Regions from separate parts of the Homo sapiens genome. Here region 1 is linked to region 2. Evidence: chromatin loops called from intact Hi-C (ENCODE). Cell type or tissue: HCT116. All regions are shown on one strand. Each heading gives the region's core, and the rest is flanking DNA. Links, peaks and the distances in the headings are about the cores only.

Evidence for each region. Peaks named below come from ENCODE experiments on the same cell type or tissue, not always from the same donor. Only the 100,000 strongest peaks of a DNase experiment are listed, where the experiment ranks them.
Region 1: it touches region 2 in a loop (2.4-fold over the local background); 4 of 110 quality-filtered maps call a loop at or near these places.

Annotation. Positions count from the first base shown.
Region 1 is chr9:78,698,846-78,710,610 of GRCh38, forward strand. No RefSeq gene overlaps it. Among named protein-coding and RNA genes, the nearest start is that of PSAT1, 410 kb to the left of the region's middle. In HCT116, for the core only: a CTCF peak has its summit at 5,536; a DNase peak (open chromatin) is centred at 5,469.
Region 2 is chr9:78,433,830-78,445,594 of GRCh38, forward strand. The region is part of intron 2 of LOC107987083 (a long non-coding RNA gene); the gene reads left to right. Among named protein-coding and RNA genes, the nearest start is that of PSAT1, 140 kb to the left of the region's middle. RefSeq lists an enhancer at 3,459-7,075. In HCT116, for the core only: CTCF peaks have their summits at 5,817 (motif pointing right) and 6,764; a DNase peak (open chromatin) is centred at 5,842; H3K27me3 peaks cover 927 bases.

The DNA.
Region 1 (11,765 bases), core at 1,895-9,894, 270 kb after region 2:
GGTGGTGTGCTATCCTTCCATTTCCTTTTGGTCAGAGTAGCTACTATCTTTTCTGCCTACTATGCTGGAAGGTAATTACTGGAGTCCAAGCTCCAAAAACTAGTTCTATCAAGTTTATATTTTAGCATTATGTGTGACATTTAGAGTAATTTTTTTTTTTTGAGACAGAATCTCCCTGTGATGCCCAGGCTAAAGTGCAATGGTGCGATCTCGGCTCACTGCAACCTCCGCCTCCTGGGTTCAAGCGATTCTCCTGTCTCACCATCCCAAGTAGCTGGGACTACAGGTGTGTGTCACCACACCCAGCTAATTTTTGTATCTTTAGTAGCGACAGGGTTTCACCATGTTGGCCAGGCTGATCTCGAACTCCTGACCTCAAGTGATCCGCCCACCTTGGCCTCCCAAAGTGCTGGGATTATAGGCATAAGCCAATGCACCCAGCCCATTTAGAGTATTTTTTAAATGTCTCACTATTCCCAAAACTATGACCACAAAAGAAGCTGTACTTTCAGTCATGGGGAGAATAGGGTAATAAAAATTAGTGACATAAGAACAAATGTGTGGCCGGGCATGGTGGCTCATGCCTGTAATCACAGCACTTTGGGAGGCCGAGGTAGATGAATCACCTGAGGTCAGTAGTTCAAGACCAGCCTGACTAATATGATGAAACCCTGTCTCTGCTAAAAATACAAAAATTAGCCAGGTGTGATGGTGGGTGCCTATAATCCCAGCTACTTAGGAGGTTGAGACAGGAAAATTGCTTGAACCCAGGAGGTGAAGGTTGCAGTGAGCTGAGATCACGCCACTGCACTCTAGCCTGGGTGACAGAGCGAGACTCTGTCTAAAAACAACAACAACAACAACAAAAAAACAAAACAAAAAATAACAGTGTGTGACAGGAGCAACCTGACGGAAGGGCATGAAGCACGTGTGAGATGGAGGAGCAGGTTGTGCCAAGGCTAGTGTAGATCTGATTTATTTTCCAACACTTTCATTAACCATCTTGGCGAAGTCACGGGATCTCTGAGAACCTCTGACTTCTCTGACATACAATGTTGAGAGTGTGGGCTCTGAAGTCACAGAAACTGGGTTGAAATCTTGACTCTTTTACTTGTTATGTGGAGAAGGTATTTACTTGTTGTGTGGAGAAGGTTGTGAGCCTCAGCTGCCTCAAATATAAAATGGGGAAAACAATAGATTTGCTGCATTTGATTTTGTGGGGATTAAAAATAGGAATGCATTTAAATACAGGCATACGTTGGAGATACTGTGAGTTCAGTTCCAGACCACTGCAATAAAGAATCACAATAAAGTGAGTCACATGAGTTTTTTGGTTTTCCAGTGCATATAAAAGTTACATTTACACTATAGTATAGTCTGTTAAGTGTACAATAGCAGTATGTCTTTAAAAAGTACATACCTTAATTAAAGAATACTTTATTGCTAAAAAATGTGACACAGAGATGTGAAGTGAGCACATGCTGTTGGAAAAATGGCACAGATACATTTACTTGATGCAGGGTTGCCACAACCCTTCAATTTGTAAAAAATGCAATATCTGTAAAGCTCAATAAAGCAAAGCACAATAAAATAAGGTTTGCCTACATGAATAAAGTGCTGCACATGTAAAATTATGTACATTAAATGTGAGTTACTGTTATAAGTGTCTGGTTGAATTAGAGAAAAGAAAAGCCCCTGGACAGACCAGCACTACAGAGAAAATTGTTTCTGTACCACCAGTTCCTTTTCTCCTCTCATCACCCCGGGTGGGCAGAATAATGCCCCCTGCCTGCAAAATGTCCATGTCTTAATGCTTGGAACCTGTGAATAGATTGAGTCTCAAGGACTTTGCAGTTGTAATTAAGGACTTTGAGAGAAGGGACTATCTTGGATTATCCCCATGGACTCATTCTAACATGAACCTTGAAAAGCGGAGAACTTTCTCTGGCTGGAAACAGGAGATTCAGCAGAAGTTGAAGTCAGAGTTTTCAAGCATGAGAAGGATTCAACCAGCTGCTGTTGGCTTTGAGATACAGGGATCAGGGTGCAAGAACTGTAGAGAGCTCTCTAGGAGCTAAGGATGACTCCAGCTGATAGGACCCTAATCCTAGAATCACAAGAAACAGGAAACTTCCAACAATCTGAATGAGCTGGAAAGCAAATTCTTTCCAGAGCCTCCTGATAAGGCCAACCTCTAGATTTTCACATCTGAAGATGTGAAACCTAGGTCAGAGAGACCAGTTGAGCCAACCTCAACTTCTGACCTACAGAACTGTGAGATAATGAATTTGTGTTTTTAGTCACTCTGTGGATTAATTTGCTATGATAGTGATAGAAAAATAACACACTGCCTCACCCCTTTAGCATTTCTTTCCAGTCTTTATGAAAGTTAGTTGTAGTTTCGAGGATGCTTCACAGAGATAACATCACCCAGGGTGGAAAGGCTTGTGGGTATAGATACTTAGGTAATATAGCTAGAAGAAGTTTAGCAGAAGGATGTAGGCAAAATTAGATGAGCAGAATAGTATAGGATGAAGGGTTTTGGGAAAAAAAAATACACACACACACACACACACACACACCACATATTGTGAGATTTGGGGAATTTAACAACTGAAAGCAACATTCATGGCTATTTACTTTTTTTTTTTACTTTACTCTTTATCCTCTTGTTTTAAGATGAAGAAACAAAAAGTCAAAAGTGGTTAATGGACTTGCCCAAGGTCAGATATTCAACAAACTGCTTTTCTTAGGTTACGAATAGACTATCAAATTCTTGTGGTGTCTTCTTTTTACTCTAAATGCTACTCACTAGTGGACCCCAGTCTTACAGTGGGTGTAGAATGGTAAAGTGTTGAGGGAGTAGAGTATAAATGTAGATAATGTTTTCTTATTCAACCAAGAATCTTGATGACCAGCTTTAGAAACAATGTTTTAGGTGTGAAAATGCATAAGGCTTCATTCACTCTCTGGATAGGACTTCTGTATATGGAATCCTAGTCTGGTTATATTTATCAAGCATTCTGCTTTATGTATAACCTAACATGGCCATAGGCAGAAAGAAGTCACTGAAACATCAGATGAAGGATTGGGTTAAGTGACTGCCAAGATCATTTCCTGTCTCAGTATTGTTCAGAGCACTCAAGGTAGTGATTTATGTCTACTTAGAAGGATGCCATCCAGACCTTGACCAGTGTTTGAAAACAATTTTCTAGCCAGCAATGCAAAGAGATAATTTCACAAGTCAGCCATGTTTATGGTATATCGTCCATGAAATCACTGAGCAGACATGTCACTGCATCATAGAACCTTCACCCAGGTTCATATAGGCAAGGTGCTATTGCCTTAAGTGGTGTTTATGAGATGTATAGCAGCAATGGACAACAAAGGAGCCATTTTTCTCTTTGCATTGCTGAAAATTTGGCTTTCCTTTTGGATGCTGTTAAAATCCCACTAGACGCATATATAACATGACAATAAGTCGGAATTTTCTTTTTCTATTGCTCCAGAATTGGTGATAAGATCTCAGAGTTGAAGAAGGTCCAAGTGTTCCTTATTTAAATGAAGCGACAAAAAACCGAGGCTAGATACCTCTCTAGGGCTTAATAAGCAGAGACACAACCTGCCCTTCTCATTCAACCATTCCCCCACCCCAAGACTGGTGTGTATTAGTTTGCTAGAACTGCTGTAACAAAGTACCACAGACTGTGTGGCTTATACAATAGAAGTTATTTTCTCATGGTTCTAAAGGTCGCAAGTTTGAGTTTGAGGTATCAGCAGTTTGGGTTTCCTCTGAGGTTTTTCTCCTTGAATTGTAGGTTGCCACCTCCCTTTGACTTAGCTTGAACACATGAACTTCCCTCTGTATTTGTCTGTATTCTAATCTCCTCTTATTATAAGGACACAAGTCTTACTGGGTTAAGATCCACTCTACGATGTCTACTTTAATGATGTGATTTTAACTTACCTGTTTAAAGACCCTTTCTCTGCATGCAATCACATTCAAACTTTAATATATAAATTTTTTAAGGATACCATTTGGCCCATAATTACTGGGAAAGGGAGATAACTACTGAGATTGGCAGTCTTCTAAGAAGTATTATATTCAAGCTTTATATGGTTTGGCTCTGTGTCCCCACCCAAATCTCATCTTGAATTGTGCTCCCATAATTCCCTCCTGTTGTGGGAGGGACCCGGTGGGAGATACTTTGAATCATGGCAGAGGTTTCCCCCATACTGTTCTCATGGTAGTGAATAAGTCTCAAGAGATCTGATGGTTTTATCAGGGGTTTCCGCTTTTGTATCCTCATTTTTCTCTTGCTGTCACCACGTAAGAAGTTTCTTTCACCTCCCACCATGATTCTGAGGCCTCCCTTGCCATGTGGAACTGTAAGTCCAATTAAATCTTTTTCTTCCCAGACTCCAGTATGTCTTTATCAGCAGTGTGAAAACAGGCCAATAAGGTAAACTGGTACCAGTAGAGTGGGGCGCTGAAAAGATACCCGAAAATGTGGAAGCGACTTTGGAACTGGGTATCAGGCAGAGATTGGAACAGTTTGGAGGGCTGAGAAGACGGGAAAATGTGAGAAAGTTTCGAACTTCCTAGAGACTTGTTGAATGTCTTTGACCAAAATGCTGATAGTGATATGAACAATAAGGTCCAGGCTGAGGTGGTGTCAGATGGAAATGAGGAACTTGTTGGAAACTGGAGCAAAGATGACTCTTATAAGGCTTTAGCAAAGAGGCTGGTGCATTTTGCCCCTGCCCTAGAGATTTGTGGAACTTTGAATTTGAGAGAGATGATTTAGGGTATCTGGCAGAAGAAATTTCTAAACAGCAAAGCATCCAAAATGTGACTTGGGTGCTGTTAAAAGCATTTTGTTTTAAAAGGGAAACAGCATAAAAGTTCAGAAAATTTGCAGCGTAATGATGCAGTAGAAAAGAAAAACCCATTTTTTGAGGAGAAATTCAAGCCAGCTGCAGAAATTTGTATAAGTAACAGGAGCCCCATGTTAATCCCCAAGACAATGGGGAAAATGTCTCCAGGGCATGTCAGAGGTCTTCATGGCAGCCCTTCCCATCACAGACCCAAAAACCTAGGAGGAGAAAATGGTTTTGCAGGCAAGGCCCAAGGTCCCCATGCTGTGTGCAGCCTAGGGACTTGATGCCCTGCATCCCAGCCACTGTAGCTGTTACTAAAAGGGGCCAAGGTACAGCTTGTCCCATGGTTTCAGAGGATGCAAGCCCCAAACCTTGGCAGCTTGCACATGAAGTTGAGCCTAGGGGTGCGCAGAAGTCAAGAATTGAGGTTTGGGAACCTCCACCTGTATTTCAGGAGATGTATGGAAACACCTGGATGCCCAGGCAATAGTTTGTTGCAAGGGTGGGGGCCTCATGGGGAACCTCTGCCAGGGTAGTACGGAAGGGAAATGTGGGATTGGAGCCACCACACAGAGTCCCTGCTAGGGCACCACCTAGTGGAGCTGTGAGAAGAGGGCCACCATCCTCCAGAACCCAGAATGGTAGATCTGCCGACAAGCTTGCACCGTGTGCCTGGAAAAGCCATGGACACTCAACGCCAGCCTGTGAAAGCAGTTGGGAGGGGGGCTGTACCCTGCAAAACCACAGGGTGGAGCTGCCCAAGACTATGGGAACCCACCTCTTGCATCAGTGTGACTTGGATGTGAGACATGGAGTCAAAGGAGATCATTTTGGAGCTTTAGAATTTGCCCCACTGGATTTCAGACTTGCATGGGCCCTGTAACCCCTTTGTTGTGGCCAATTTCTCCAATTTGGAATGGCTATATTTACCTGTACCTCCATTGCATCCAGGAAGTAACTAGCTTACTTTTGATTTTACAGGCTCATAGGTGGAAGAGACTTGCCTTGTCTCAGATGAGACTTTGGACTGTGGACTTTTGGGTTAATGCTGAAATGAGTTAAGACTTTGGGGGACAGCTGGGAAGGCATGATTGGTTTTGAAATGTGAGGACATGAGATTTGGAGGGGCCAGGGGCAAAATGATATGGTTTGGCTGTGTCCCAACCCAAATCTCATCTTGCGTTTTACTCCCATAATTCCCACATGTTGCAGGAGGGACCCAGTGGGAGATAATTTGAATTATGGGGTCCGTTTCCCCCACACTGTTCTCCTGATAGTGAGTAAGTCTCATGAGATCTGATGGTTTTATTAGGGGTTTCTGCTTTTGCATCCTCCTCATTTTCTCTTGCTGCCACCATGTAAGAAATGCCTTTTGTCTGGGCATGGTGGCTGACACCTGTAATCCCAGCACTTTGGGAGGCCAAGGTGGGCAGATCACAATGTCAGGAGATCGAGACCATCCTGGCCAACACAGTGAAACCCCGTCTCTACTAAAAATACTAAAAAATAAGCTGGGTGTGGTGGCAGGCGCCTGTAGTCCCAGCTACTCGGGAGGCTGAGGCAGGAGAATGGCGTGAACCCAGGCGGCGGAGCTTGCAGTGAGCCGAGATCGCACCACTGCACTCCAGCCTGGGCAACAGAGCGAGACTCTGTCTCCCAAAAAAAAAAAAAAAAAAAAAAAGTGCCTTTTGCTTCCTGCCATGATTCTGAGGCCTCCCCAGCCATGTGGAACTGTAGGTCCAATTAAACCTCTTTTTCTTCCTAGTCTTGGGTATGTCTCTATCAGCAGCATGAAAACAGACTAATACAAAGATGAAAAGTGATTGTTTTCTTTCCCCATCATGAAGAATAGAGGAGTGAATTTTTACCCTAAAGCCAAGAGAGGGGCTTTGAGAGTCATTCATACTGATTGGGATATACTTTTAGAGAGGCAGGAGGAGAAGACATCTCATTCCTTCCCTGAATCCTTGCTGAGCTGTGTAATGTATGGAGCAGTGCATGGAAAAGAGTTCTTGGGAGACTTTGAAATGTATACCCTGGAGTTTTGGGGATGCCTACAGACATAGAGATGGCACTTTCTTGCCTAGAATTTCTGAAGGCTAAATTTTTACTGAAATATTGTACAGTAGCAGTGCAGAAGGAATGCTGATGTCATATCTTTAATGAAAAAGATGAGGATCACCCTCATTCCAATTTTCTACTGTTCCTGGATAGTTCAAAAGAGAACCACAACTGTTAGTGTGGCTGCACGTAAAAAAGACTACAGTAGGTAAAGGATGGGTCAGATATCCCACCCAGGTGACATCTAGACTAAGCAAGGGGATACCTCACCCAGTGAAAGGTTTGAAGGTGAACTCTGATGAGGCTGCTCAAGAATGATGTACACAGTCTCTATGTTAGTAGTTCTCAAGCAGGGTGAATTTGGCCTCCAGAAGACAACTTGCAATTTCAGTTGTTATAACTGGGAGAATGATGTTACTGCCCCAATGCTGGGGATGCTGCTAAACCTGCTACCACGCAGAGGGCAGCCACTACCATAAAGCATTACCCAGGTCAAAATATCAGTAGTTATGCTGTTGAGAACTCCATGTGGAAGCCATCATATTGGCATAGTCACCCTGCTACTTTTTTTTTTTTTTTTTGACATGGAGTTTCACTCCTGTTGCCCAGGCTGGTGTGCAATGGCATAATCTCGGCTCACTGCAACCTCTGCCTCCTTGGTTCAAGCGATTCTCCTGTCTCAGTTTCATGAGTAGCTGGGATCACAGTCACCCACCCCTACGCCCAGCTAATTTTTGTATTTTTAGTAGAGACGGGGTTTCACCATGTTGGCCAGGCTGGTCTCGAACTCCTGGCCTCGTGATCCGCCTGTCTCAGCCTCCCAAAGTGTGGGGATTACTTACAGGCGTGAGCTACCGCGCCCGGCCGCCCTGCTACTTTTGTTGTGTGCACGAACATTAATATTTCTGAAAGGGAATGTTTGGTAACTGCATGCACAGGAGGGAAGTACGTCAAACTTATTGTCAGGTTGATCAACGTATGTATTACATGCCTTTCCTGGGTAAAAGATTAGGGGTACGGAATTATTAAATCATAGTTCTTAGCTTCAGGATCTTATACTCGGGGGAAAACAGACATATTGGACAAGTGAATGTGCCTGCCAGTTTGTGCAATAGTGATATAATGGAGGCATGAACATGTTGTAAATAAATGGATGGTAAATAGCTTGAAAAAATTGTGACATGTTCTGTATGATCCCATTTTATAGAGAATATATATTCATAATCCCACTTAATATTTAAAATATTTAAAAATATATACAAAATTTAGAAGCAAGTGTATGGATATTTTATAATTGGCTAATTATAGGATTCTGGCCACATTTTAAAATTTGATTTGCAATAGTAAAACCTTTTTTGTGTGTTTAAGATATGTGATCATTGCAAAAAAGGAATTAGGTACTATGTAAGGAGGTTGTAAAGAAGAAAACGAAAATCACCAGTAATTAACTTTCTAAATGTAAGAACCATGAATGATTTTGTATCTGTCCTTTGAGGTTTTTCCCCAAGCATATGTGTGCCCTTAGAAACCAATAGTTCTGATCGTGCTATGCGTTGTTCACTTAAGGACTCCTGTTTCTTTTGTCTGTGTTAATATATTTTACTTATATCATCTTAAAGGAAATACATAATGTATATTAATTTACTTTTCCCAAGTGAAGAGGAGTTTGAAATGGAAAGCATATTTTTTCTGCTTATTCTTCTTCAACCTCAGTTTCACTCCCCAAAGGCAACCACTTTTATACTCTGCTATTTTTAGTTCCCTTTGTGGTTACTTTTATACATCTCATGATTATGCTTCTATTCTTACTCTTCCTCCTATTTCCTCTCTTGCCCTGCTACTACCTAATTTCTGGTGACTCTTCTTTAATTTTACATAGTCACAGTGAAACAGTTCTCTCCCTTTCTGAAACTGTAATTGTTATGTGCTTTGTCTTTAGCTTTTACTGAAGTGAAGACTAAAGACCAATAAATACCATTTGTTTCTGTGGCCATGTACATACCGTTTACCACAAATTCAATTAAAGGCATTGCATTCATTTTCTTCTTTTTACATCCAGTGTTACAATGTTTTTACAATTGGAGGAAGAAAATTCCTAATGTCCAACTCAAATGGGTTCACTTTTGTTACATTTTTAAAATATTTTAGAATGACTCATTCAAAAGTAGCTACTCCTGTTTCTTTCTTTCCTCTTTTTTTTTTTTTTTTTTTGGAGGCTCCAAAAAATACCATGATGGAGGAAGAGTTCCTGTTTGTTTGTTTTTTTAATTGACTTCATCAATCAATTTATTGTCTTATGTAATTTATTTTATTGCCATTGTTGTCAAGTTAAAAATGAATTTTTACCATATTCTTAAAATTACTCAGGCTCATCTATTGCACTAAGTATACTTCTTTCCAAAGAAAACCTTTCAGGATCACTTCAGCTTTCTGCTGTAACCGGGGCTGGTCACTGCCTTGATTCACTTACTGTTCAAAGAATTGTTAGGAACAATATCAGTGCATCTTGCCCTCCTGGGTTAGCTTTTTTTTTGGTATCCCATGTCTTCCATTTTTTGGTTTCAACTTCATTTTCTTATCTGGAATACATACTCAAAATTCTCCTCACAAATGGCACTTGGGTTACCAATGTTCTGAAGCTGTGCATATCTAAACATATGTATATTTTATCCTCAGGCTTGATTGATATTTTGTATGGCTGTAGAATTTTAGGTTAAGAATCTTGTAGAACTTTGAATACATCTTTATCTTGTAATGTTCAGAGTTGCTGATGAGAAGTCTGATGTCAATCTGATCCTGTATATATTTATTTGTTTCATAGATGGCCCTTGCCTTGGTTTACAGTTCTAGAAGCTGCTTGAAAGCAAGAGCTATTGCCAGGCCAGAGATAATGTCTGAATCAGGCACATAGAAGTGAAATGAGGAATTGTGAGAGACAAATTGGAGGTAGGATCTATGTGATTCTGTGTGTCTGCTTTTTTAACTTGGCTTCCATTCTTAATATTCTGCCAAACCTTAGCTGAAGCTTTTAATTCTTAATGCACATGAGGTCAGTGAGAATTACTGAGTGCCCACCATTTACTGAAGCATGGCAGAGCTGAACTGAAGGGTGTAACCCATCCAGATCTTTCAGAGGTAAAATATAATTGGCCTGAGCCTTTGACCTGTACTGACAGTTTATATTTTGAATTCTGTTGTGTTTATTTTCATCACTAAAAAGTCAGAGGATAGTCACAAGTTTTAGATAAACTAGGTATTGTTATTTTAAAGGAAAAGGGATGTCAGTTTTTGTCTGTAAGTAACATGACAAATATTTTATTGTGAATTGTACATGGTGATTTAGAAACCTAATGACAGGCCAAACTGAGATCATGAGTTATATAACAATGGGCTGGCTGTATTTTGGAGTTCATTTATGCTTATCCAGACTAATCTTAAGAAGTTTTAGTCTATACCAGGTTTAGATCAAGGATTATTCAAATACAACTATTCCCCGGGGCCTAGAGATAGTGCTTTTGAAGGTGGTAGACAGGTATCATTTGACATAAATGAAGCACAATGGAGGGCAAGAGTGGTTTTAGTTGTTTGGAAGAAGACATGGAGTGATAATTTCTTAGACATTATAATTTTTAAGCACAGGCTTGCAAGATAAATAAATCAGTCCACTGAGGAGGAGGATAAAAGCTCTGTTTTGTGCAACTAAAAAAATAATAGCCCATATCCGGGAGGACATTTTGAGCATGTCTGCTGCTGACACCATGACTCTGTGATGCTCTGAAATATTTATTGAAAGAGATTGGAATCATCAATAATTATTACTTGATGGAGGTTTGTGGAAATACGCTTTTTCAGCTCTGAGAACCATGTGGTTCTATTAAGCTAGTTATCACAAATAATTAAGGTCAAAAGCACCATCGACACTTACTTTGCTACAGTGCATTAAAAATAATCTTTGAAAGCTGCTGAGTCTGATACACCACTTTGAATCCTGCTAGTGCATTAGCGGGGTAGACTTATATGACAGCGGCTCTACTGTGCAAATGATCTTTGTGCATAGAATTAGGTGATAGAAATAGGCAGAATAATTTCAGCCACCATAGTCTAGAACTACAGATCTACGTATAGAAGGCTGTAGGAACAAGGAAACTAAGATAAATTTGTCATGTGCAAGAGAGATTTTTGTCTGAAATGTGCCTTTCTGTTTTCTCTATGGTTCAGTAGGGTCTGTGGTGGGGGAGGAAGATAAACAAGGAGCAGGGTACAGGGAGAGGGTGTGGCAATGATTTCCGCTTCCATTGACAAAGAACAAGGCATCCCTGATTGCTTTTTATCAGTCAAGCCACTTACACTTGACAAACCACCACATTTTCTGATTTTTATTTATTAATTTTATATGTTAATTATTCTCTACCCAATTTGTCTTTTTCTCTCTTCTTCCATTTCTATCTCCTCTTTTCTGTATCTCCTTCCTCTTTCTTTCTCCTGGTTCTTTCATAACTATTCGTTCATTATTCATTCATTTACCAAGTGCCTATGGAGGATATTCTATGTGCAAGGCATTATGTGACATGGTGGATACAGGAATGGATAACGTATGGTTCTAATCCTAAAGGAATTTACAGCTGACTGTGTGAGGTTTAGAGGAATATGTTTAGAAATTACCTGAGTCTTTTTCAGTCATTTAGATATTTTAGATCTAAATGATTGTCTGGATCCCCCTCAATATACACAGATAAAAAGTAAAGAAGGGGTTACCTTTTCGGGCCTGGCATTTGTAGTACAGACTCTGGTCCCACCAGAGTCTCCTTACCTTCTTCTCCCAC
Region 2 (11,765 bases), core at 1,163-9,162:
AGTGGTGCCATCTCTGCTCACTGCAACCTCCGCCTCCTGGGTTCAAGCAATTCCCTGCCTCAGCCTCCCGAGCAGCTGGGATTACAGGTGCCCGCCACCATGCCCAGCTAATTTTTTGTATTTTTAGTAGAGACTGGGTTTCACCATCTTGGCCAGGCTGGTCTTGAACTCCTGACCTTGTGATCCACCTGCCTTGGCCTCCCAAAGTGCTGGGTTTACAGGTGTGAGCCACTGCGCTGGGTCCATTCACAATTCATCAGAAGTGATGGTCTGATGCATTGTTAAGGTCTTTCCAGCAATGCACATGAAAGTTCAGTATATAAAAATCCACCCTGACAATCCATTTCATCCGTGTCATTGATTCTTCTGGACAGCTTGGGAAAAAGGGACAATTTCTGCAGGTTTGAAACCTTCACAGCATGTGCAAGCACCGGGGTCTTGCCTTGCTTGTGTGTGATGTGATCATCATGGTACCACCCACTTTAGCCCTGCGGTAGCAATAATATCCAACAAATCATGGGGCTGATGATGGGCTACTTATGTATGTATTTTTATGTTTGGTAGAAAAATATTAAAGCATTTATCTTTGTTCCACCTTTTGTGTAATTTCCATAGTGGTACAAACACCATACTTTAGGAAACATTGATGTAGTCCAACTCTCTTATTTGAGGAGGAGAAATTAAAGGTCTGGAGAGGTGAAATCTCTTTGCCGAAAGTCATTCAAATATTTAATGGCAGAATGTTGGAGTTCCTGACTACCAGTGTGGTGTATTGCCCCCTAAATCACGCTCATTTAATCAGTTAATCTCTTAGGACAGGCATGAAACAAATGTTGGTGATCTCTTGGCAATGCTAGCCCCATGGTGAAATGGAGATCTGTGATTGGCTCTATTGTCAAGAACTCTTAAGAAATTAGAGTCTAGAAAAGACAGTTGTGCAAACAAAAACTTACTGAGCTAGAAGGGAGCCCAGGGTCATCCAGATCAATCCTGGGCTGAATCCTGCAAGGTCTAGGGATGGCCCCTGTGGGACCTCTTTGCAGGGCCAGAAGTCAAGGTACAAGAGGGAATTGGCAAGCAGGCAGGGTTGGGGGCCTCTTGCCCTCATTTCAGTCACAGCTGCACTGCTTTCATGTGTTCTATGTGTTATTTTCATGTAAAGTAGCATCGAAAATATTTTCAGGACTAATGTTGGAAATGCACTGTGCCTGTCCATTTTCATCTCATAAATAACATTGAGACTCCAAAGGTATCATGATTTTCTAATTAACAACAGAGATGACCTTCCTTTCCCAGAATTTCTATATCATAAAAAAGCAAGAGGCTAGAGTGTCCATGAACGTGGGCTTTGTGATTATGCAAATTTGAACCTGAATCCTAGCATGGCTCAAATGGAATTTTTCTTCAGTTAGGAATTTAATAATGCTTCTTTCTCCAAATTGGGCAAACTATTTCTCCAAGTATTTGGGGGGTACTTGATGCTGGAAGCGTCATTTGTGTTACCATAGGAAGTTAGGGAGAAGTGGCTTCCTTAGTTTACCCTACCCCAGACATGTCATTGGAGGAAGGGGGTAAAAAAGGGAAGGCTACATGAAGGAAGAGGGAGAACACAAAGGTGGCAGGGAACATGCCTAAAAGCCTTCCATGTGACTTCAGCTGCACTTCTGCAGAATTTTTTGGAAAGTAGAAAGGCGGTTGGCAGGGGAGGTGGGATGGGGAATAAAGAGTTATTGGTCAGTGGGTACGGCGGTTCAGTTTTGCAGGATGAAAAAGTCCTGAAGATGGGTCGCACAACAATGTGAATGCACTTAGCACTACTGAGCTGTACATTTAAAAATGGTTAAGACCGGGCGCGGTGGCTCACGCCTGTAATCCCAGCACTTTGGGAGGCCGAGGCGGGTGGATTACGAGGTCAGGAGATTGAGACCATCCTGGCTAACACGGTGAAACCCGTCTCTACTAAAAATACAAACAAACAAAAAAAAAATAGCCAGGCGTGGTGGCGGGTGCCTGTAGTCCCAGCTACTCCGGAGGCTGAGGCAGGGGAATGGCGTGAACCCGGGAGGCGGAGCTTGCGGTGAGCCGAGATCGCGCCACTGCACTCCAGCCTGGGCAAAAGAGCAAGACTGTGTCTCAAAAAAAAAAAAAAAAGGTTAAGATGTACATTTTATGTTTTGTGCATTTTGCTACAATTAAAGAAACAAGCCTCCAGGAGGCACAGTGAGTGTTTTTGTCATTCACACTTTAGAGCGGATTCATGGTTAGCTTGCTGTTCCCCAGTCCACTAGCAGAACTGAGGCGGATGGAAACTTTCGTGATAGAGCTTCTGACACAAAGTAGCCTGGTCCATTTGCTCAGTTATTCAACAAATATTTGAGTGCCTCCCTGGGGTCAGGCACTATAGTTAGTCCTAGCTATACTAGTGAAAACAAAGTATACGAAGATCCTGCCCTTGCAATCTGGGAGTGAGGGGTGGGGTGGGGTAAAGTCTCAGAAATAAAATAACTAAAGCTCTCAGCATATTACAAGATGATAAGTGTGGTGGAAAAATAAAGCATGAAGGAGGAAGATGGCGTGCCTCCAACGAGAAGGGGACATCTGGGCAGATTTGAGGGATCAGCCCCAGAAGATATGGAGAGGAAAAACATTCTAAGCAAGGGTAGAATAAGTGAGAAGACTGTGAGGTAGGTGAAGAATGGAAGATGAGGCCAGGAGAAGCAGGGGTGTGTTGTGGGGAGGAAGATTGAGGAAGGAAGGAAGGAAGGGAGAGAGTGAAAAGAAGGGTTTTTGCTTTTACTTGGAGCAAGATGGGAGCATTTGAGGGGTTTTGAGTTTGGAAGTGACATGATAGGACTTGAGATTTTCAGGATCATGGTGACGACTGCACTGAGAATGTACTGAATGGGAGTGAGGGCAAGGCAGAGAGATGAGCTTAGACAGGGTGCAGAGAAGGGCTGGCCGGTGGGACCCGGGGCTGTTCTGTGTTGATCTGTGCAAGGCAACAGGGGTAGGGTTTAGTTTTAGTGTGTCCACCTTTAATTCTCCAGGTGCCCTCTAACTCCCCTTCTGAAACCCTCTGTCTTCCCCCATCTTCTCCTGTAGCTGGAGGTTAAGTACATCCTTGAGGATGTCCCAGAGAGTTGATGGCTATGCCTTGGAATGGTCCTGATTCACAGCCCTTTGGCTTTAACTAGGTTTGTAGAAGCTCCTGTCCCAGGCATTCACCTCCCTCGGGATAAGAATCATCAGTCACCAGGGAGAAAATGGATATCTTGAAGCTGTGGGCTCTTAACTCCTTTAAAGCCGCAGGACAAATGATTTAACTGAACACTTGTCATGCAGGGAGGAACAGTAATCTTAGAAAAGGGAAGAAAAGTCTTCAAAATTCAGAATCTGGGGAAATTGCAGAGAAGGCAGCTTTATTCTTCTTGGGTGTGTGTCCATTGTGGAAGGAGTAGGGAGGCACAACCACAAATCTTGGATGGCCCTGGCATACCGAGGGCAGGTTTCCCTTGACAGCACTTTATTTCCAGAATTGTAACAAGGCCCAGTGTTGAAAAGGGGAAGAAAAGTGTGGCAGTCAACAATAATTATGGTCATCTGATAATCATCAGTTATGGATGTGGGGAAGGGAGAATTCTGAAATCCTTTAACTAACTAAAAGTAAAACATCACCTCTGTCTAGACCGGGATTTCTCAATTTCAGTAGTGTTGACATTTTGGGCCAGACAATTCTTTGTGGTGAGGGCTATTCTGTGCATTGTAGGATGTTATGCAGCATCCCTGGCCTCTGCATCCTGGATGCCAGCAGCACCTCCCCAGTAGTGACAACTAAAAATGTCCCCAGACATTGCCAAGTGTCCCCTGAGGAACAGAGTTGCCCCTGGCTGAGAACTGCTCACCTAGACTTAGGCAGGGGCATTGGGTGCAGTCAGGATTGTTTTACTTCATGTCCTCTCTGGCTGATGAAATCAATAGAGTTAACACTAATAGTGGTTTATTCTTGGTCACTGGGATAGCACGGCATGTGCTGTTCTATTTTGAGAGAACAATTTTCCTGTGTTTTATGTAATAAGGGCCTTGTGATGCATGGATTCTGGGCATCCCAACATATAAGTGTGCCTGTAAGGCAAAGAAACTAAAAACAAGGCACGCTCTGATTGCCAAGGAGGGGCCATGTTTTCTTTCGCGTCTCTCTCCTGGACCCATGCAATAATTAGTCAAAGTAAAATGAATATTAGCTCATGCTTAACTGCCTTTACCGCGCACTTGCCAGCGCTGACCCAGTAGTGCTAAACCAATTATTTTTTGAACTTTATGGCTTTAAATAATCCTTTGCTCTAAAATTCCCTATACCCCTCAGCTACTTAACCACAGGCCCCTCTGCCCTAAATCCTTTTCTTATACTTTGTAGCTTTTTAAGCAAGGAACCTCTTTAAGAAGACATAATCCCTTCTCTGTAGAAAACATGAAAGACCTTGAACAAATCAAGATTTCTCCATGGAGAATTCAGCTAATCCTGTGCTTAGCTCCTAACAAGGAAATCCATCTCTCCACCAAGCACGCCATTACCCGGACTAATGCCTGACTTGAATAACAAGCAAATTATTGTGCTTTTAATTGTACCCTGCTCGGTCACAAAGCACATCTGAGACAGGAATGTGCCGAGCTCTTCCAGGAGAAACAGGTCATGCTTCTAATCCTCCTTTTCTGTCGCCTTCCCCTCCCCCCTTTCAATCCTTTTTCTTCCCAGCGGCACACACAAAAAAAATTAAAAAAGACAGCTAAATTATGTTTAAAATGGAAGAGTCTAAAAGAAAAAAGGTGGTAAATACTGACTTGGGAGAGGATGAATTATCTAGTCTCTGCAGTGTGGCTCATTTGAGGACAATCAATGTTATCATAACCCCATTACTGCAGGGCAATCTTTGTTACCCTAAACCAGGCTTCCTCAACCTCAGCAGGATTGACATTTTGGGCTGAATAATTCTTTGCGGTGGGGGGACTTTCCCGGGCATTGGACAATATTTATTGGCCTCCCAAGTTGTGACAACCTAAAATGTACCAAGACATTTCCAAATGTCTCCGGGGAGGAGGCGGGGGGGGCAAAATCGCCCGTGGTAGAGAACTATTGACCGAATCCCACCCATACTGCGATGTATTTGTTCCCCCACTGCTATCCTTCCTGTTCACAAACCCCAGGCAAATCATGGTTCTCGTTGTAAACCAGGGAGAGACAAATGTGTTGTTTCTGTAAGTAGAATGAGTGGAAAGAAAAAAGACATGAAAGCATATGTTGTTAGGGGGTGGAGAATGAGCACCCCCTCAGCACCCAGTATTAGGATTTGGGGGGGCTCTGACTTCCATTGGGAAGTGGCTGTGCCCCTGGGTGTGAGCAAGCCAGCTTTTGAACGCCTGTATTTCACGCACTTCAGAAATAGGCTTGCTATGGTGAGACACGGGTGATGATGATGGAGAGGCTGCTGAGATAAAGGAGCCACTTGCCTGGAGGTACTGACACTCTCAGTCCTCTGTTTAGACTTGAGCGCGGGAGAACTGCCCCACCTCACTCAGACCATGCCAACAGTCCTGTTTTGGACCAGAAAATCAGTACCGAGGCGAGCTACCCAGAAAAGAGACGTTATGCAAGCCTTGAATTGCACTTTCATTACAGCTATTGAGGCAAACATTTCCTCGCTCCCGGAGATTGAAAGAATCCACCCTATTTTTAGTAACTTACTAGAAACATAATTGCTTGTCCTCACTGACCAGAAGAAAACGCAGGGAACGAACACGTTGCAGTTATCCCCGGTGTCCACTAGATGGCGGTGTACGTCTTCCTGAGAAGCCCGGCCTGGCTGCCGCTCGCAACAACTCCTTGGGTTAAGGAAGACAAGTGCCACTCGTCCTTTGGGAGACAGCCGGGTCCTCTCATTGTTGGCACAAACAGCTCCAAACAATTGCACTGACCACACAGCTCTAAGCCACATTCCAGGGCGCTGCCGTCTGCTCAGGAGTGAATGCTGGGAAAATGAACCAAGCTGCTAATTTGCTTGATTGGGGGAAAAATAAGATCTCCAGTAACAATGGGCGTAATTTATTTTTCCAACAAGAATAGGGGCAATGCCATTTCATCCCCCCTCCCAATTGCTACCATAAATGAAAGCAATCACCTAATTAGTCCTGAATTACTAACTGGCAGGGTAATGGATCTGCTGAAAATTAAGCTGAAGTGGAGAATTTGGAGAGGGGGATGTGATTTCGTGGGCAGGAGGGGTGGGAAGGGAAGGGAGGTGAAGGCGTGGAGCCCATTGTAGGGCCCTGGGCCCCTGCGGTCTGGGGGTTATGCTGGCCCTGACCCTAGGAGAACAAGGGGCTCAGTGAGTCTCTGGGCCATTCATTTTGTGCAGGAGAATGACTTTCTAAACCCTAAACCGAGGAAAAAGCATCTGCTGGGGAAGACATGCCCCTGAGTTCCTTTTAAAGTGTTACAGATGTAGATGAATTGGCTTAGGAAAGAGAACACAGCCCTGTGGGGCCTGGCCACCCCGCTGATGGGGCCGGACAGGCGGACCCCACAGGGAGACTCTTGAATGCCTTCTCTCCTGAAACACAATGAGGGAAATTACAGCAAATCTGAGACTGAGTTTGGATTTTAGTGCTTAAGAAATACCCAAAGGGAATGAAATAAATGCCTAGTTACAGATTTTGTGTTTTTGCATGCATCCTTAGTCTTCGCCCCTTCCTCAATGGAAATAATGAAGCATCCCCACACCCTGTGGCAGGCCCTCTCCTGGAGAAAAGCAGAACAATAGGAGAGTAGGTAAGGGCTGAGATCTTCCACACAAAGGCTCCACAAATTGAAGGACTAATTTATTTGTTCAGAGATGCCTTCTTGTTTTTTAGTTAGATATCACTTTAATTGAAATACTTTACTAATGCGATTTATCACAACTGTAAACTGTCAGTTTCCACAGCTGTTGCCTTTTTCAAGCAATCTGGCAAATGTGTGTGGGTAAAAACACAAAGAAGGTTGAGGAGGAGTGGGCTCAGGCTGTCTCTTCCCCACTCAGCTGGTCCACAGGCCCCTCACCTCCGCCAAAAACATATGCTCTTCTTCCTTAGAGGGACCCACTTCAATTCTAGCGCACATCTGTTGTCTTGGCTTCTAAACATCCATCCCCCCTCTCCTTGGAGGAGTACCTGGTTTTCTTTTGGGGACCTATCCTTTTCCCCATATCAGCCCATGTGGCTTAGATGAGGTGACCCTACTTTCCTGCTGTGGGGTGGGTGCGTATCCCAGCTCTGGCCTAAAGGTACCCTCTTCCGCCTCTCTTGGCTGTGTTGATTGGCTCTTAAGAGTTGCCAGAATTAGCAAAACATCAACAGCAAAAACAAACCAAAATACTCAGTTAAATTTCAGATAAGCAACTATGATTTTTTTTTACTACTATTATGTTTATTACTATTATTAATGTCTTTTGCATGGAGAATACTTATATTAAAAACAATGTATTGTTTATCTGAAATTCAAATTTAGAGAGGCATCCTGTATTTTATCTGGCAACGCCATTGGTTCCAAGAAAGGGACGTGACCAAAAGTGGTCAATTCATATTCAGCTCAGGACTTTTATTGGAGTTTTGGGGAAAGAAGTATTTAAAAAGAAATCTGTTGGGGTTGCTAAACTGGTAGGTTATGTGCTTACAACTGTTGGTGATGATCTTTGCTACTTTGTGGGAACAGCTGCCTGAAATGGGAGCCAAGGCCACAAAGATCAGACCTGTTTCATTGGAGCAGGTGGATCCAGCTGTTCCTGAAGCTGGCCCTGTGGTTGGTGGAGATCAGGGTCCCAATGGCCAGGTGGGATCACAATTTTCTACCTCTTGAGCCTGGAAAGTAGAAACATCAGCACCAGAATATGCCCACTGAGCACTGGCTTCTATTTAATCAAAAGAGTGGTAAATGGATATTGAGCAGCAAAAATAACTGATGTCCAGTACACCCTATATTGTTTTCTAATTGTTTTGTCACATGTAACATCAGCCCTTTTACGAGACAGCGTGGTTGTGAGAGGTGACAACGAGGGGCGGCCCTCGTTCGCTCTCAGCACCTCTTCGGCCTCGGCGTCCGCTCTGGCCATGCTCGAGGAGCCCTTCAGCCCGCCACTGCGCTGTGGGGGCCCCTCTCCGGGCTGGTCGAGGCCGGGAGCCAGCTCCCTCTGGTTGCGGGAAGGTGTGGAGGGAGAGGTGCGGGCGGGAACCGGGGCTGCGCGCGGTGCTAGCAGGCCAGCGCGAGTTCCGAGTGGGTGTGGGCTCTGTGGGCCCCGCACTGGGAGCGGCTGGCCGGCCGGCGCCACCGCCCCGGGGCAGTGAGAGGCTTAGCACCTGGGCCAGCAGCTGCGAGAGTGCGCCGGGTTCCCCAGCAGTGCCGGCCCACTGGTGCTGCGCTCAAATTCTCGCCAGCCCTCAGCTGCCTCCCCGCGGGGCAGGGCTTGGGACCTGCAGCCCCCATGCCCTAGCCTCCCCACCCCCAACGTGGGCTCCTGCGCAGCCTGAGCCTCCCCGAGGAGCGCCACCGCCTGCTCTGTGGCACCCAGTCCCATTGACTGCCCAAGGGCTGAGGAGTGCGGGTGCATGGCGTGGGACTGGCGGGCAGCTCTGTCGGCACCCCGATGCCAGATCCACTAGATGAAGCCAGCAGAGCTCCTGAGTCTAGTGGGGACTTGGAGAACCTTTATGTCTAGCTAAGGGATTGTAAATACACCAATCAGCACTCTGTGTCTAGCTCAAGGTTTGTAAATGCACCAATCAGCATTCCGTATCTAGCTAATCTGGTGGGGACTTGGAGAACTTTTGTGTCTAGCTCAGGGACTGTAAACGCACCACTCAGCACCCTGTCAAAACGGACCAATCAGCTCTCTGTAAAACAGACCGATCAGCTCTCTGTAAAATGGACCAATCAGCAGGATGTGGGTGGGACCAGATAAGGGAATAAAAGCAGGCTGCCTGAAGCAGCACTGGCAACCTGCTCGGGTTACCTTCCACCGTGTGGAAGCTTAGTTGTTTTGCTGTTTGCAATAAATGTTGCTGCTGCTCACTCTTTGGGTCCGCACTGTCTTTATGAGTTGTAACACTCACCATGAAGGTCTGCAGCTTCACTCCTGAGGCCAGCGACACCACGAACCCACCGGGAGGAATGAACAACTCCGGACGGGAGGAACGGAGAACTCCAGACGCGCTGCCTGAAGAGCTGTAACACTCACCGCGAAGGTCTGCAGCTTCATTCCTGAAGCCAGGGAGACCACAAATCCATCAGAAGAAAAAAAACGCTGAACATGTCCGAACATCAGAAGGAACAAACTCCAGACACGCCATCTTTAAGAACTGTAACACTCATTCACTGTGAGGGTCCCCGGCTTCATTCTTGAAGTCAGTGAGACCAAGAACCCACCAATTCCAGACACAGTTGGAATCAGGGTCTGCTATATTTGTGTTTGGAACTGGAGACCTGAACTTCAAATCTGCCTCTGGCTGAGTGGCTTTGTAGTCATGGTGACCTCTACAAACCTGAGATTCTCATTCTGAAAACTAAGGACAGGGGTACTTTTCTCTAGAGGCTGGGAGTGAGGAATCTGTGACAAAGTATGTAAGCACCTGTCACAGGGCCTGATATGGAGTAGGTGTCCCACAGAGGTCTTTCCCCGTCTGAGAGAGGATGTGCTTAACTTCATAACTTAAGGAGAGTGGTAATTAAAGTCTGAGGATATTGCTAGCACCATAGCGGCCCTATCATCGCCAGGCATCAGGTGACTGTGTATGCTGGATGGCTTTCATGCATTGTCGTGTACACCTTCTCATTTCATTTTGGCACAGAATCTCCTCTTTCTTTACATTGTTTTTCTTCTTATGCTGCTTTCAGGACGGGAGCTTTGCTTTGTGTTGATACACGCAGCGAATCCGTCAAAACTTGATTGTTGTATTTTCTGTGTCTCAGTGACATTTACCGAATTATTTGGTTATTTGAGACCAACAAACCATTTCTCTCCTACGTTAACATTAGTCGATTTGACTCAAAGGAATAAAGTGAAGGCAAGAGCACTATCTCACAGTGACAACGTTGTGCTCCATTTTACTGGGATTTTCCAGAGCTTAACGAGGTAGGTTTGGAACATCTAATCAGGGAAGAGGTTAGTCTGGAACTTGCCATTTAGAGTTGGAAGGAGTTGAAGTTTTGCCCCAGTGAGTCAGTGACAGGACTAGAATTCAGGCCTGGCCCACAAGCCCATGCGTCAGGCTGCCGGAGTCTCCGCCAAGCCTGCAGCACACACATCCTCTGGGACCTTTCAAAGATGTTTCAGTTGGTTGGGCTGCTTTGTTTTGAAGCTCTCAGGGATGGACGTTAAATGCAGATGAGTGTTGTCTCCAGTGGGGAGGAAAGCTGGCGAAGGGAAGAAGGTTCTCTGAGGTTCTCTCAGAACGTGCTGTGGGGCTGCAGTGTGGAGAGGGCTGAGATGAACTTTAGACAAATGTTCATGGGGGATATGTTTGTCCCCTCCTTGTGTGAAACAGCAAAGCTACCAATCCTCAGGGAATAAAGAGGTAAGAAACAGTCACCTTTCAAAGAGTTGGAAATGCAGTATCCTCCTCCTCATCTCTCCTGCCTCCCCTTCCCCCCGTCTTTATTTTTGTAGAAGGATTCATCAATTAAGGAGGTCTATTCTCTCTCACCACCACCTCTCCTCTTGCTCTGTTTGGCTCAGGCAGGGAAGGGGAGAAGCAGCACAGTCTAGTGAGAGGACACAAGCTCTTCAGAGTCCTGAATCAGTTTTCTAGCTATGCATCTGGGTAAGATTCTTAACCCATTTCCTTATCCGTAAGATGGGCACACATATGTCCATTTTCTGTCTTTTCTTTTTTTTTTTTTCTTTTTTTGAGATGGAGTCTCACTCTGTCACCCAGGCTGGAGTGCAGGGGTGTGATCTCGGCTTACTGCAACCTTTGCCACCCGAGTTCAAGTGATTCTCCTGCCTCAGCCTCCTGAGTAGCTGGGATTACGGGCACCTGCCACCACGCCTGGCGAAGTTTTTGTATTTTTATTAGAGACAGTTTCACCATCTTGGCCAGGCTGGCCTTCAACTTCTGACCTCATGATCCACCCGCCTCGGCCTCCCAAAGTGCTAGGATTATAGGCGTGAGCCACTGCGCCCGGTCACATGTCTACTTTCTAGGGCTCTGGTTGGGATTAAATTCATATATAATGATGAAATATGTTAATCTACCAGTATATAATAGTTGCTCAATAAATAGTAAGTTCATTATCATTGTCTCAGGAAGGCTACAGAGGGGTGGCATGAAAAATGTTAATGTGGAAGAGTGTTTAGATGCAGGTGATAGCAATGGCTGACGCTACAGCAATGACTGCATTAGTAGCAATACTTTAGGTTTAACTAATTTAAGCCTCCTCTTTACAGATGTGAAAACCAAGGCACAGAAAGATTAAGCGATTTGCCCAAGGCTACACAGCTTGTAGTACAGAGCCTGTGTGCAAATCATTGAGGCTCTTCAGTGTAAGCCATGTGCTCTAGGGGCAGCGTGACATGTGGCTGGCTGTGAAAGTCACCCTGGCAAGGCACATGTGGTATCAGAAAGAGGAAAGGAGAGTTGCTGGAAACAAAGGTATACTCTGGTCTTTGGACTGAGCCATTGCTTCAGTCTAATTAGAATCTATTAAGTGAGCTGAGGTCAGCTGCAGGTGACTGGCAGGT